Linked DNA regions of Homo sapiens: regions 2, 3 and 4 are each linked to region 1. Evidence: chromatin contacts called from ENCODE Hi-C or POLR2A ChIA-PET data. All regions are on one chromosome and are shown on one strand. The core of a region is the stretch at or near the end of the contact, and the rest is flanking DNA. Distances in the headings are between cores, read along the strand shown.

Region 1 (2,985 bases), core at 286-2,785:
GAACTGAAAACCCAGCAGCAGAAAAGCAGGTTATAGATTCTGCTCTGGGTGCTCCATACAGCTCCTTCCTCTCTGCCCCAATAACCTCCCTCTCTTTGGGAACATTGCTGCATTCAGGGCAGTCTGTCTTCCCTCCCTATGGGCTGTCTTTAGAATGTGTCCCTTGCCTATATCCATATTCATGCTCCGTGCTCCTCAGCCCCCTAGAAACTTTGCACAATAGATTCAAAACCTCTGGTTTCCTCCCTTCCTCTGTCTGAAAGAGTGAAAGAAGGAAGCCAGGGATTTCAGGGGGCAGCCAGGCAGCAGTATCACCACCCCTAGGCAATCACACCTAGTTGCAGCTTCATCGGGAACAGCTCAGCTCTGAAAACACAGACCTGGGACTCTCCCTCCCAGCCTTCTAGCTCTCGTTCCTGTGAGCAGCTTTTCAACCTCCACTTCCAGCCGCTGACAGGCCCTCCTGGCTCCACAAGGCCAGCTAACATACCCACCTTCCACAATCCCCAGCCCTGCCAGACATAACCTGCAACAGGCATTCCTGGATCAATGCAAACTCCGACTTCTGTTCCAGGAGTCTGCCTCTGTTAGAAGAATCTCACACAAGTGTGCGTGCTGTGCCATTGTAAATGCTGTATAAGGTGGCCAGGCCCAATCAGTCCCTGCAAGACACCGAACAGTAAGAACTATCTATGGAGTGTTTACTATGTGCCAAGCACCGTCCTTTGCAAGCACTATTAACCCTCAAAATACCACCACCGTGAGATTGAGACCATCATGATTCCCGTTCTACAGAAGGAAACACTGAGACTTCAGGAGGTCAGGACCTTTCCAGGGTCACAACTGCGTAACTAAGTTGCAGAGCTCAACCCAGTGGCACTTCCATCTCACACGCAGCTGTCTGATGGTCAAGAGCCCAACCAGTCCCCCGGTCGTTTCTACCGCACTAAACCGCTGTGTCAAGCTGGAGCAGCGGGCTCAGCAGTGAAAATGAAAGAACAGAAGGAGGTTACAGAGAAGAGAACGGTCACGGTAAATTCCGGAGAGGAGGCAAGGACGTACACACCGAGATACTTCCCGGTCACCGTTACTCAGCACTTTGTGGGGTTCACGTGGCTGGGGGGGCCGGGGCGTGGCGGCCCTTTTCGAGGAATCCAGCCCTGCCTGGGCGGTCCCCATCTCGAGCGTGGGCGTGTTCGATTCAGGCCCGGCGGACGCATCCCCAGGTGACCCGGGAGGGACCTTGTGTCTCTGGGGGTGACTGTCCGTCTCCCCGCCTCCCACCGTCACGCGCAGTGCTGATCCCCACTTCCAGCTGGAGTGCGAGCTGGGCTTGGGGTTACAGGAGCCGAAGCCCTGGAGCTCCGCCCCACGCTTGCGCCAGCCCCGCCCCGATCCCGGCTCGCAGGCTCCAGGGGCGGGGCGTGGCCGGGGCGCAGCGACGGGCGCGGAGGTCCGGCCGGGCGCGCGCGCCCCCGCCACACGCACGCCGGGCGTGCCAGTTTATAAAGGGAGAGAGCAAGCAGCGAGTCTTGAAGCTCTGTTTGGTGCTTTGGATCCATTTCCATCGGTCCTTACAGCCGCTCGTCAGACTCCAGCAGCCAAGATGGTGAAGCAGATCGAGAGCAAGGTACGCGCTACCGGGGAAGGCCAGGGTGCCGGCGCCGCGCGCGGCCTCTGTAACTGGGGAAGGCGGTGGCGGGAGGTGGGGAAGGCGGTGGCGGGAGGTGCGGAGGCCGCCCCTCCGCATCGCCAGGGGAAAGGGACGCGGCGTCTCGGCCTGGGACTGCGGGAAGCAGCGGCCTGGGCGCGCCCGAGGCGGTGGAGCCTGCCCTGGAGGAAGGGAGGAGAAGGACGAGGGTCCCCTGGAGGGCGGAGTGGCGGTGCCCAGCGTTTCTCGCACCCTGTTCCTCGGGGGATTGCACGCACGCGGGGAGCGTCCGGGGGATGTGAGAGCGCAGACAGCGTGAGGAGTCCCCACGCTGCGCCTCCTGCACCCTCCCGTCCGGGCAGCCCCGACTGGAGGAAGATGAGGGAATGGAAGGGGTCCGCCCTTGGCCCCCCATCTGTATCCAGATTCAGGCCCCAGGCAAGGATAGGGAGGGCCCTTGCAGAAGGCACGGGTCGGTGGCCGCCGCTGCCTTTCCGTATGTGAAGTGATCCACCCGCAGCGGGGGTAGTGATCTCCCTTTGGGAGCGGGTCTAGGCCGGAGACCCCCGCCTGCCTCCACCCATGCCCGACCCCAAAGGTGACGCGTGCTGTATCCGCACTAAGGGGGCGGATTGCGGCTGGAGACCCCCTGGCACGTGCAGGTCTGTCCAGGAGGCCCGAGGGCCCCAGGTGACCGCGAGGAAGTGAGGTCCGGGCCGCGCCCACGGGACTCCTGTGGCGCAGGGCGCGTTTCCGGCAGCAGTGGCTTTGGAATGACTGAGTCCCCAAGGTTGGGCCCGGGGGCCTCGGCTGCCCTGCCCGTCCATGATTCACCCTCAGTCGGTGGGTTTTGCTGGAGCCAGGGTTCCTCCTGGGAGCAGCCGCGCCCTGCTGCCTGCTCGCCGACCTATCGGTATCCCGATCGTTGTTTTGTCCTCTTAAAAATGCCCAAGGCGAAACAGCCTTCCCATGTTTGAAAGTTATTGCAAGCCTAAAACCTTGTAGACTGGGAAACCCAGAGCCTAACGCGCAGTGTCTAGTCCAATGTAGCCACTCCAGAAATATTTGTTAAATGCAGCGTCAGAAAAGTGAGTGGAGGAAATTGATACTGCTCGAACGGTAGAAGACCCCTCGCCAGCGCCTACCCTGCGATTACCCCTCCCTACCTGCGGGAAGCAGAGGAGGGCGGGTCCTCGCCCGCCTCGGGTGCCCTGACCTGTTTGGTGCCGGGTGGGCTTCGGAAACAGAAGTGTGTCTGCAATGTGTCCCCGATCCTTTTGTTCCTTTGATTATTATTGACTCTCAGTGTTTTTTCCTCATATGTTGATTGCCAC
Region 2 (2,985 bases), core at 222-2,721, 3.0 Mb before region 1:
AGTGAGACTGCTTTGCAAGTGACTTTAAGTATTCATTCCATGTTAAAAATACCATAGATAATGTAAGCCAGGGGCTAGCAAGCTCTTTCTGTTAAACATTTAGATGTTTCAGTGCTGCAATCACAGTGACCGGTGTTGGGGAGAGGGATTAGAAAGTGCCATGGTACTTAATCCAGTTACTCCCCCAACACCTCCAAGAGGTAGCCAAGTTCACACACTAAACAGAGCTACTGCAACAGTTCTAGTGCTAGTCCTTAGATTCTAGTTCCAGTTCCGGTTCTAGTGCTTAGATTCCAGTTGCATCATTCCAACTGTGAGCCTTCGCTGCTTTAACATCTTTGCCAGGAGGTGCAAAGTTCTCTGGGAGGGAGCTACCAATCATTTCATTTCAATTTCATACTGACAGATTGAAACATTCACGTAAGGGACACCTGTAGTACCAACCTGACTGTGAGGGGAAGCCCAAGAACTCCAGTGAGTCTGTGGACGCTACGCTGGGACACTATCTCCTTAGCCACACCTTGTCTAAGCCAGGACTACCCCAGGATTGTTTCGAGAATGATACCAGGTTAACCAAAGAAATACTTATGTAAGATACAGATAGGGTGGAAACTGGAGGCAGAGGAGTCCGCCACAATTGATGTTGATTTAGGGCTGTCGCAGGAAGACCCAGGGAAACCCACGCCAAAGTTGGGGTGGGGATGTGTCTGCCTCCAAAGTATCCTCCTTTCCATCACCCACCGCCAGAATATCTTAGCTCTTCTGCACCTCATCCGCGTAGAATACAGGTGGACTCTAGAAAGGGGACTTTCCTCGAGGTGTATGCTACAGTCTTTCAATAGTCACTCTGTAAGGGCACACAGTGCTTAAGGGCTGATAAGGTTCTTGTTCACCCACTAGCTCACTATGTCCTGAATCAAAGGACGAGGAATCCAGTCTCAGTCTGCCCTTTACTCTTTGTGACCTCGGACTAGTCACCCGGGTGCTTAGTTCCTTCGTCTCCCTATCTGTAAATTCTGAGATTACGAGGAGGCCGGGATTGAAATCCATGGCCTCTGAGCTCTAAAATCTTCTGGACCAGCAGGCACATGGAAGAACTGGACAAATGGCCGGTTGCATACACGGGGAAACTGAGGCACCGAGCACCCCGGCCCAAGGTCACTCTGGCTATGCCACTGCAGGGGCCGGGCCGAAGCCCCAGTCTTTAACCCTCCAGTCCCGAGCTCTTTCTCCTTCCGCGGAGCTGAGGAAAGCGGCGAGGAAGGTCCTTGTCCCGCTGGGAAAAGGACGGTACCCATGCACAGGGGTGCGAAAGAGGGGCCGAGAGAAGCCTTACCTTTCCAGGTCAAGTCCAGCCACTAGCACCTCTCTCTCCGAATCTTAACCCGTCACCCCCTCACGACTCTTCGAACGGCCCCTCCACTTCTACCCGGCTCGACGTGTCCACCACCGCCACCGAGGCCGAGGATTTCCCGCCCCCTCCCGCCCCCTAGCATTACCGACCAATCCCTGCAAGGGGCTGTGAAGCTCCGCCCCGCTGCGGGCTGGAGAGGCCTGACGTCACTCGGCGCTCGTGCCCGCGCGAGCCTCTCATTTGCCTTTGCCCCACCTTCTCCAGAGCCCAGTCTACTTTCGGTCCAGAGACCGTGCTGGAGTTCGCCCTGCCGGAAAGCAGCACGCCGCCGCGGCATTTTACGACGTCGGCGGTGACAGGCCCTGGGACTCTGGGAATACCCAGCTTCCTCCCCGCAACCCGGTGAAAGCCAACGCAATGTTCGGTGCGGGGGACGAGGACGACACCGATTTCCTCTCGCCGAGCGGCGGGTGAGTGACTGAGAAGTATGCGCTGGAGGGCGTGGCTGAGAGATACCGGCGGATTGTTGGAGGGGGGTCGATCTCTTCTCAGGCCTTTTCCCAACTTCCGGGGGGAGACCCTTGCCACATTCCGGTGCTCTACACCTCTCAGAATCTGGGCAGAACTTGCAACTGTGCTGACCCTGCCGATCTGAGGTTCGGGACCCGGCATCTCTCTTGGCGGGAAGATAGCCCTGGGTTTGCCTTTTGCATTCTGGGTCACAATTTCTCCGGTGAAATGGGAATGATTGCTGATGAGACTTCCTGCCTCAGAATTTTTATAGGAGTCAGCTGGGGCTGATGTGAGACTTCTTTTCTCCATGGAGAAGGCGAAGACACTTTAGAACCAGGCCTTGGTGGGTCAGCTCTAGCATTCTTCAAGGCCCAGCTCGGATGTCACGTTTTGGATGCTTTTCCTTCTGCAACCTCAGGCAGAATGAATTGCTTTCTCTTCCTTATTCCTGCAGCTAGGTGTGTTTGCCTCTATTCTTATACCCCGCACCTATTAGATTATGAGTCCTCACCGGACAGGGACTGCTTATGGTGTTCATTTCTGTCTAGCATGCAGCATGGTACCTAGCACATAGTGAGTGCTCAGGAAGTGGCTGTTGAATGAATAATAGCTGCGAAATTGCACTTTGTAAAGCTTAAAGCTTAAAACCAACGTAACAGACTTCTGTCATTCTCCAGTTTCCCCAAGCATTATATTAATATATACCAGCCTGGAATAGAAATCTTTAAAGAGAGGAAGGGTTTTGTCTCTTTTAGTAGTCAGTTTAGCCTTTTCCATTGTGTTGTGCCAGTGGACAGCTTGACTTCCTCCAAACTTGTGAGCTACCAAGCTCTGATCATTGCAGAGCTTTTCTTTGAACATATGCTTAACAAATTTTGTGCGTGCTGAAGAATGTACTGGAAAAATGACAAATGCACCACATATGCCCCTTATTCTGCTAAATGCTAAGAGGTTACAAAAATGATTAAACTGCTGTGCCTGCCCTTAAGTTGCTTCCAGATCTGTTGGGCCATGTGGTTTCTATTGCAACCACAAATACTCAGTTCTGCCTTGTAGGGTGAGAGTAGTCATAGACAATACATAAACAAATGAGTTAATAGATGAATGACCATAAAATG
Region 3 (2,985 bases), core at 302-2,801, 2.5 Mb before region 1:
CTCCTTAAATAAGCTTTGTTCAGAATGTCCATTTGAAACTTAGACTGGAACTTTCTGTGCCCTAGTTTCTATATTAGCTAGGCCACAAAACAAAAAAAAATTCTAAGGTTCTATCAGCCATATAGATCTCAGTCATCTTTTTAGTCATACTAGAACTCACCAAGTCCTCTTAACTGAAAGGACTCCTGGCCTACCATCAAAATGCTCATGTGTTAGGCTTTATATCTGGATTAAAGTCAAGTCAGCAAGAACTGGTCTCAGAGGAATTCATTCCTCCAGAGCAGAGGCAATGTGTGAGATTTAAGAACTCAGGCCTTAGCATCTGGCAGATCTTTAAATTTGAATCTTAGCTCGCTACTTGACATAGAGCAAGAAACATGAGTCTCAAATATAAATCAGGGAACAGCAGGACCAGAGCTGATGCACAGGAAGCACCTCGCATTGTAGAAGGCACTCAATAGCTGCTTGGTATAGAGTAAATACATGCTTGGTTTTCAGTAAATAAATACTTGATATTGAAACGATTATTTCAGTCATTGATCCATGCACAAGAAAATTGTGCATCATAAACATTTTACTCTTGAGCAAACATCAATTATTAAAAACATATGTTCAAATTCATTATCCATTCTATTTAATTAAATGCTTGAGGCGCTTGGGGAGCTTACATTTGTGATTTAAGTCTGTGCGTTTTTCAAATGTATCTTTCGGAAGAGATTAAGACACTGCAATTTTAAGCAGGGCAGGTGGCTCACGCCTGTAATCCCAGCACTTTGGGAGGCTGAGGTGGGCAGATCCCTTGAGGCCAGGAGTTCAAGACCAGCCTGGGCAACAAAGCGAGACACTGTCACCATAAAAAATATTTTTTTAAATTAAAAAGAGTGCAATTTGAACACATGTCAATATACGATTACCTTTTAATTCAAATGTGTAGCTATCTACTGTGCTGGAATCAGGTGGGCAGCAGGTGATCCCACTAGTGGCAACTTGGTGTTCTGCGATGTGGCACATCCACTTCTTAAATGCAGATTATTGCACTGTAATAAAAATCCTCCATATTCAGTGCTTTCATTGTGTATAATTATGTAAACTGTAGACAAAAAATATTCCTGAATTTGTGTGTGTGTGTGTGTGTGTGTGTGTGTGTGTGCGGATGCGCAATCCGAGATGGTTGTTAAAGCTCGAAAGCGAGTTTAGCTTCTAGAGTCGCCCCTCCTCCGAGGCCCAGCCGAGGTGGACTCGCACCGTCGCAAGACCGGCCAGGCGGTGGCAATGAATAAAAAGCCAGTCTTGGTGCTAGGGACCCAGGTGTTCTCCGTCCCGCCCCTGCCTGGCAGCCCCGCCCCTCCCCCGCCCCGGGCCACGCCCCACCCTGGCCCAGCCCCCAAAAGTACCGTTTGCATCTCCCGTGAGCCTCTTCGACTGTCACTCTTTGGAAAAAAAAGTGACGTCTGCACTGAGGTGGCCGCTAAAGTGCGAATCACGACGGGCGGTGGCCGTTGGGTCCCGGCGGGAGGCGGGGTTTCCGCTCCCTGGGGCGCACGTCAGTCAGGAGGCGGAAGCGCAGCGGGGGCGGGAAGGTTGTAGTGCCGCGAGTTGAGCTCCTCTTGCCTAAGTGGTCGCGCCCCCTTTAAGAGCAGCGATTGTAAGGAGAGGCGGTCCCGGTGTCCTCGGGTCCCAGGTAAGTACGACAGTCTGGAGGCACCGGGCAATAGAAAAGTGTGGCTCCGGTGCTAACCTGTCGCCGCCGTCTTTGTTGCTACAGGCAGCGACCTCCCTTCCGACCTTGCCACCTAACATTTCTGGCTCCTACTTGCTTCCTTCGTCTCGTTCACAGCCCGGGCCCAGCCGGCTCTGCACATCCGTAGGCAGGGACCTTTCTGGCACGCCAGTCTACCCTGTCACAAGATGGCCCTGTTGTCCTCCAGTCCTAACCCCGCATTGCTCGCTCTGTGTTTCAGCCGCTGGAGACACCTAACGATTCATTTACTAAAAACCGGTGTCTGTTTTCTATCCCTTGTGTCTTTCCCGGGCTCCCTAGACTAAGGCATCACTCTTTGCTGCCAATGAAATCAATTCTTTGCCTCCGGCACTGTGCCCACCTTTTAAAGAGCGGGTTTGTTAAGCTTTTTTTTTTTTTAATTAATAGTATGGTTGCTTGAATAAGACTTTATTTTCCCTTCTGAAAGCAGGATTAGGGTCTTGCTCATCTTGGATCTCCCCAGGATTTAGTACGAAAGCACGAAGTTTGGAAACCAGCAGCCCAAATAATTCCTACTAGCTCTATGACCCTGGGTACGGTTTCCTCATCTATAAAATGGTGATAAATAAATAAAGGAACTAATTTCGAGCATGTTACACAGTGTATGGTGCAGAGCAGATACAGTACTCCTTTACCTTTTTTAGCTTTCAGTGTACACAGTAGTTTTTGGGTATGTGTTTTAGACGAATGCAGAGACACCATAGATGAATGATTTTTCTTCCTAGCACCATGATTATATTGACTCTATCAATTGGTTGATATATTTGGTAAATACAACCTAATGACGTTTATTAAAGACAGTAATGCTAAATGGTATGAACATCTGCAAGAATAAACAATGCCGTATTTAATTAAATGCTTGAGGCACTAGCAGAGTTTACATTTGTTTCAGTCTGTGTACATTTCAAATGTATCTTTCTTTCTTTTCTTTTTTTTTTTTTTTGAGACCGAGTCTCGCTGTCTCGCTCTGTGGCCCAAACTGGAGTGCAGTGGCGCGATCTCGGCTCACTGCAACCTCCGCCACCCGGGTTCAAGTGATTCTCCCGTCTCGCCCTCCCGAGTAGCTGGGACTGCAGGCGCTTGCCACCACACCCGGCTGATTTTTTTTTTTAATTTTATTTTTAGTAGAGACTGGGTTTCACCATGTTAGCCAGGATGGTCTCGATCTGCTGACCTCGTGATCCGCCCGCCTCGGCCTCCCAAAGTGCTGGGATTACAGGCGT
Region 4 (2,985 bases), core at 303-2,802, 2.1 Mb before region 1:
TCAATATTTTATAGTGCTTGAATTTTCCAAAATGAGCATTTATGCTGATATTACTTGTGTAGCTAAAAAAAGGGTTAAGGAAATTTCATCAACAGAATATATCCCAAATACAGTGATAGAAAGACTGCATCAGCTACTTATCTTGTTGATATTCTACATTTCCATCTGGCAATGTTTACAAATGCAACTTAATATTTAGATTTAATATACAAAACAAAATGTATTTGACATTTTGGAAGGGGACTGAGGTTAGATACAGGACTTTAAGAATTACCTCACCGAATTACTCTACCTATTTGAAAAGTTGTATGTCAAAAATATACATAAACGGACTGAAGAATCCATTCAACAGTGACGGCTGGAACCTGATTTTCTTGTGTATTCATGCAGTGCCCGGCACATAGTAGGTTAATACTGACTGAATGATGAATGAGTCCACAGTTTAGATCTTTTTAGCAGCACCTACTGATCTGAAAGCAGGAAATTAGCAAGGATAGATGTTTGAGGTTCTTGTTAGTTGCTTTTCAAATGACGAAGCCACGGGGAGGAGCCCCGCTCTTTTTTACTCAGTAGGTTAAGAATTTGGCTTAACAGTTTAGGGGGTTACATTTTGGTGATCTGTGAGTTGAAAAAGTACTCAATTTCTCACTAAAAAGGGAAAAAAGCAAGCGTGTTGTCACTCGTTATATTATATATATACTTTTTGCTCAGACCAGAGGGAAGGGCTCTGGTGCAAACGTTTCCTGGTTGTGAAACTGTGAGCAAATCACTCTCTTTGTATATGTATTTTCATCTGAAAAAAGGGAATAATGAGTAAACTTTTAAAAAATGCTGGGAATATAGCCATTCCATGTTTGTACAATGAATTTTTCATATAAATTCAATACTAGACGGTTAGGTCGAAATGCACTCAGATACTTAAATTGTATACAAATTCCAGTCCGGGCAGCCTCTTTCACCTCATTCATCGTCCCAGCCACACCTATGGGGCTGGTGTCGGTCCCAGCGGTCGACTCCAGCGCCGGGCTGCCAGAGGCTGGTCCCTGGACGTGTCATCTACAGCCTCGCGCACCCGGGGCAATTCCACCTCGTTTCTGGGGTCCTTGTGGGACATTCCTTCCTACTCTTGGGAGTCAGGTCCCCATAGCTTTTCCTGCCGGCAGAGGGAGGCATTCAAACCTGGCAGGCCCGGTCTGCGAAGCCGGAAGGCCCGCGGGGCCGCGGGAGGGCGGGCGGGGTGCGCGGCGGAGCGGGAAGCACAAGGCGCGCGCTCCCGCGAACGCAGGAGGGAGGCTGGGGGCGCGCGCGCGCGCCGGGCCGAGGGGCCGAGAGGCGGGGTCTTACAGCGACCGCGGGAAGAGGGCGCCCCAGAGCTGAGCCGGAGGCCGGCTGCCAGCGGGGCGAGGGTGGGCGCGAGCGCAGGGGCGGGCCCCGAGGGAGGGCGGGGACGGTGAGGGGGCGGGGTCGGGCTAGGCGGGGACGCGCTCGCGGGGTGGGGAAGGCGGGGGCGCGGCGGTGGCGGGAGCGTGCCCGGTCCCCGCCCCTGTTCCCACTCTCCTTCCACCTCGGACCGGCCGGGGCTCCGCAGAGCCAAAGCTCGCTTGTCCCCGGAACCGCCCTGCTGCCGCCGCCTGCTTCCTCTGCTCGCGGTTAGCCCGTCAGTCCCTGCTCTGTGCGCGCCTCCATCTGGGCCATGGATGGGTAAGTACTAGGCGGCGCGGCGGCCGCACCGGGTTGCCTTGGCGCCGCTTCCACCCGGCTCTCCGCGGGACGCGTAAGGGCTGGGGAGCAGTGCGCGGCGCCGGCGGCCGGAGGAGCGGCCCCGGCCAAGCCCGACGGCGGGGCTTCCGGGCGTCTCGGTGGGGATCCCGGAATCGCGGAGTTGCCGTCCGCCGCAGGCTCTCCTTTCCCCACGCGGCGCCCCGGACACGTCCGCTGCTTCCTAGCCTTACTCGACACACCCGGGAGCAGAGGAAAGCCCGGTCCGGCCGCGGTGCCGAGGTCCGCCCTCCGCGCCCCGAGTCCGGGGAGCCCAGCTCGGCCTCCCGACACTTCCTCTCAGAAAATGGTGCGCGGCGCTGGGGGAGGCGGAGGCGGCGCGCGGGGCGGGCGTCCTCCTGCCGGGGGAGTTGCTGTTTACCGGCGAGGTGGGGCGAGCGGCCGACGGCGGGTGCACGCGTCGGTACACGTCTGGGCGGCGACCTGGTCGCAAGCCATGGTCCCACGCGGGGTCCCAGGGCCGCCGCGGGACTTGGCCGAGGTCTCCCGACTTGTGCTGTGAGATACGTTAACGCTTTCTCGACACCAGGGGTCTGGACTTAGTGACCATGGACGCTTCCCCCTCACCTTTCTCTCTCCCCAAGAAACTTAATGAATTATCTGCCCGTGTATGTAAAATATGATGTACGAGCGATTTTCGGGGGCATTTCAAATGCTCAAAAATTTAATGGGGGTCCGTGACCAAAATAAAAAGATTTAGAGTCTATGTATATAAACTGTTCTCTGGGGACTCAGGGATATGGGGTGGGACTTGACATATTTTGGTAATTAAAGTAACAACTATGTTAGGATTTTGGTGAATTAATTGAAGGTTGTAGTATCTGTACCTACGGATTAAAAAAAAATCTCCAACTCGGTTTATTCCCATTATGTATTTGAGGTTTTTTTTAGCTTGTTACCTACTTTTGATGACAAGATTTCTGTGAGGTTGTGGAATATATGCAACTTGCTAGAACAGTAAAAGTCGTTCACATGTTGCCATACAGTTGATGATATGCTATTTGAAGATGAAATCTTCCAACAGCTTTTGACCTCATTAGATTTCATTTATTTTAGTTTCACAATATTAAGTGTATATGACATTTCGGATTGATTCATTTGAATGCAGATTGCACACTGCTACAGACATCAAAGTGGAGTTTTAGATTTTATTCATGATTGTGATGTTCTTTATTTTTATTTGATTGAAGCTTCAAAAAATTTCTT

The links. Hi-C counts contacts between places; a loop is a spot of excess contacts on that map. ChIA-PET counts read pairs that join two places held with the same protein, here RNA polymerase II (POLR2A). Pooled maps may share reads with other maps.
Region 2: a map of CD8-positive, alpha-beta T cell shows a loop between it and region 1 (25-fold over the local background). The contact joins the promoter of SLC31A1 here to the promoter of TXN in region 1. A Hi-C loop is called at or near these places in 5 of 168 maps with a recorded cell type or tissue (B cell, CD4-positive, alpha-beta memory T cell, CD8-positive, alpha-beta T cell and 1 more), 5 of 37 single-sample maps with no recorded cell type and 16 of 50 pooled maps. POLR2A ChIA-PET finds 5 or more read pairs at or near these places in 1 of 52 experiments (PC-9).
Region 3: a loop to region 1 is called in a pooled map, with 16 times the contacts of the local background. The contact joins the promoter of INIP here to the promoter of TXN in region 1. A Hi-C loop is called at or near these places in 2 of 37 single-sample maps with no recorded cell type and 8 of 50 pooled maps.
Region 4: a loop to region 1 is called in a map of gastrocnemius medialis, with 8 times the contacts of the local background. The contact joins the promoter of PTBP3 here to the promoter of TXN in region 1. A Hi-C loop is called at or near these places in 1 of 168 maps with a recorded cell type or tissue (gastrocnemius medialis), 3 of 37 single-sample maps with no recorded cell type and 19 of 50 pooled maps.

The regions. Positions count from the first base shown.
Region 1 is chr9:110,255,057-110,258,041 of GRCh38, reverse strand. It overlaps TXN (thioredoxin), which reads left to right and starts at 1,535. Exons shown (of 5, transcript NM_003329.4): 1 at 1,535-1,630. The coding sequence starts at 1,607. RefSeq lists enhancers at 854-903, 944-1,143, 72-1,271, 2,014-2,343 and silencers at 1,284-1,523, 1,694-1,943.
Region 2 is chr9:113,220,030-113,223,014 of GRCh38, reverse strand. SLC31A1 (solute carrier family 31 member 1) reads right to left here and starts at 1,471. Exons shown (of 5, transcript NM_001859.4): 1 at 1,337-1,471. FKBP15 (FKBP prolyl isomerase family member 15) reads left to right here and starts at 1,738. Exons shown (of 28, transcript NM_015258.2): 1 at 1,738-1,824. The coding sequence starts at 1,772. RefSeq lists enhancers at 560-749, 1,590-1,699, 1,810-1,939.
Region 3 is chr9:112,716,683-112,719,667 of GRCh38, reverse strand. INIP (INTS3 and NABP interacting protein) reads left to right here and starts at 1,551. Exons shown (of 5, transcript NM_021218.3): 1 at 1,551-1,681. RefSeq lists a silencer at 1,340-1,499 and an enhancer at 1,870-1,969.
Region 4 is chr9:112,332,186-112,335,170 of GRCh38, reverse strand. PTBP3 (polypyrimidine tract binding protein 3) reads left to right here and starts at 1,552. Exons shown (of 14, transcript NM_001163788.4): 1 at 1,552-1,701. RefSeq lists an enhancer at 508-1,478 and silencers at 1,228-1,547, 1,698-2,187.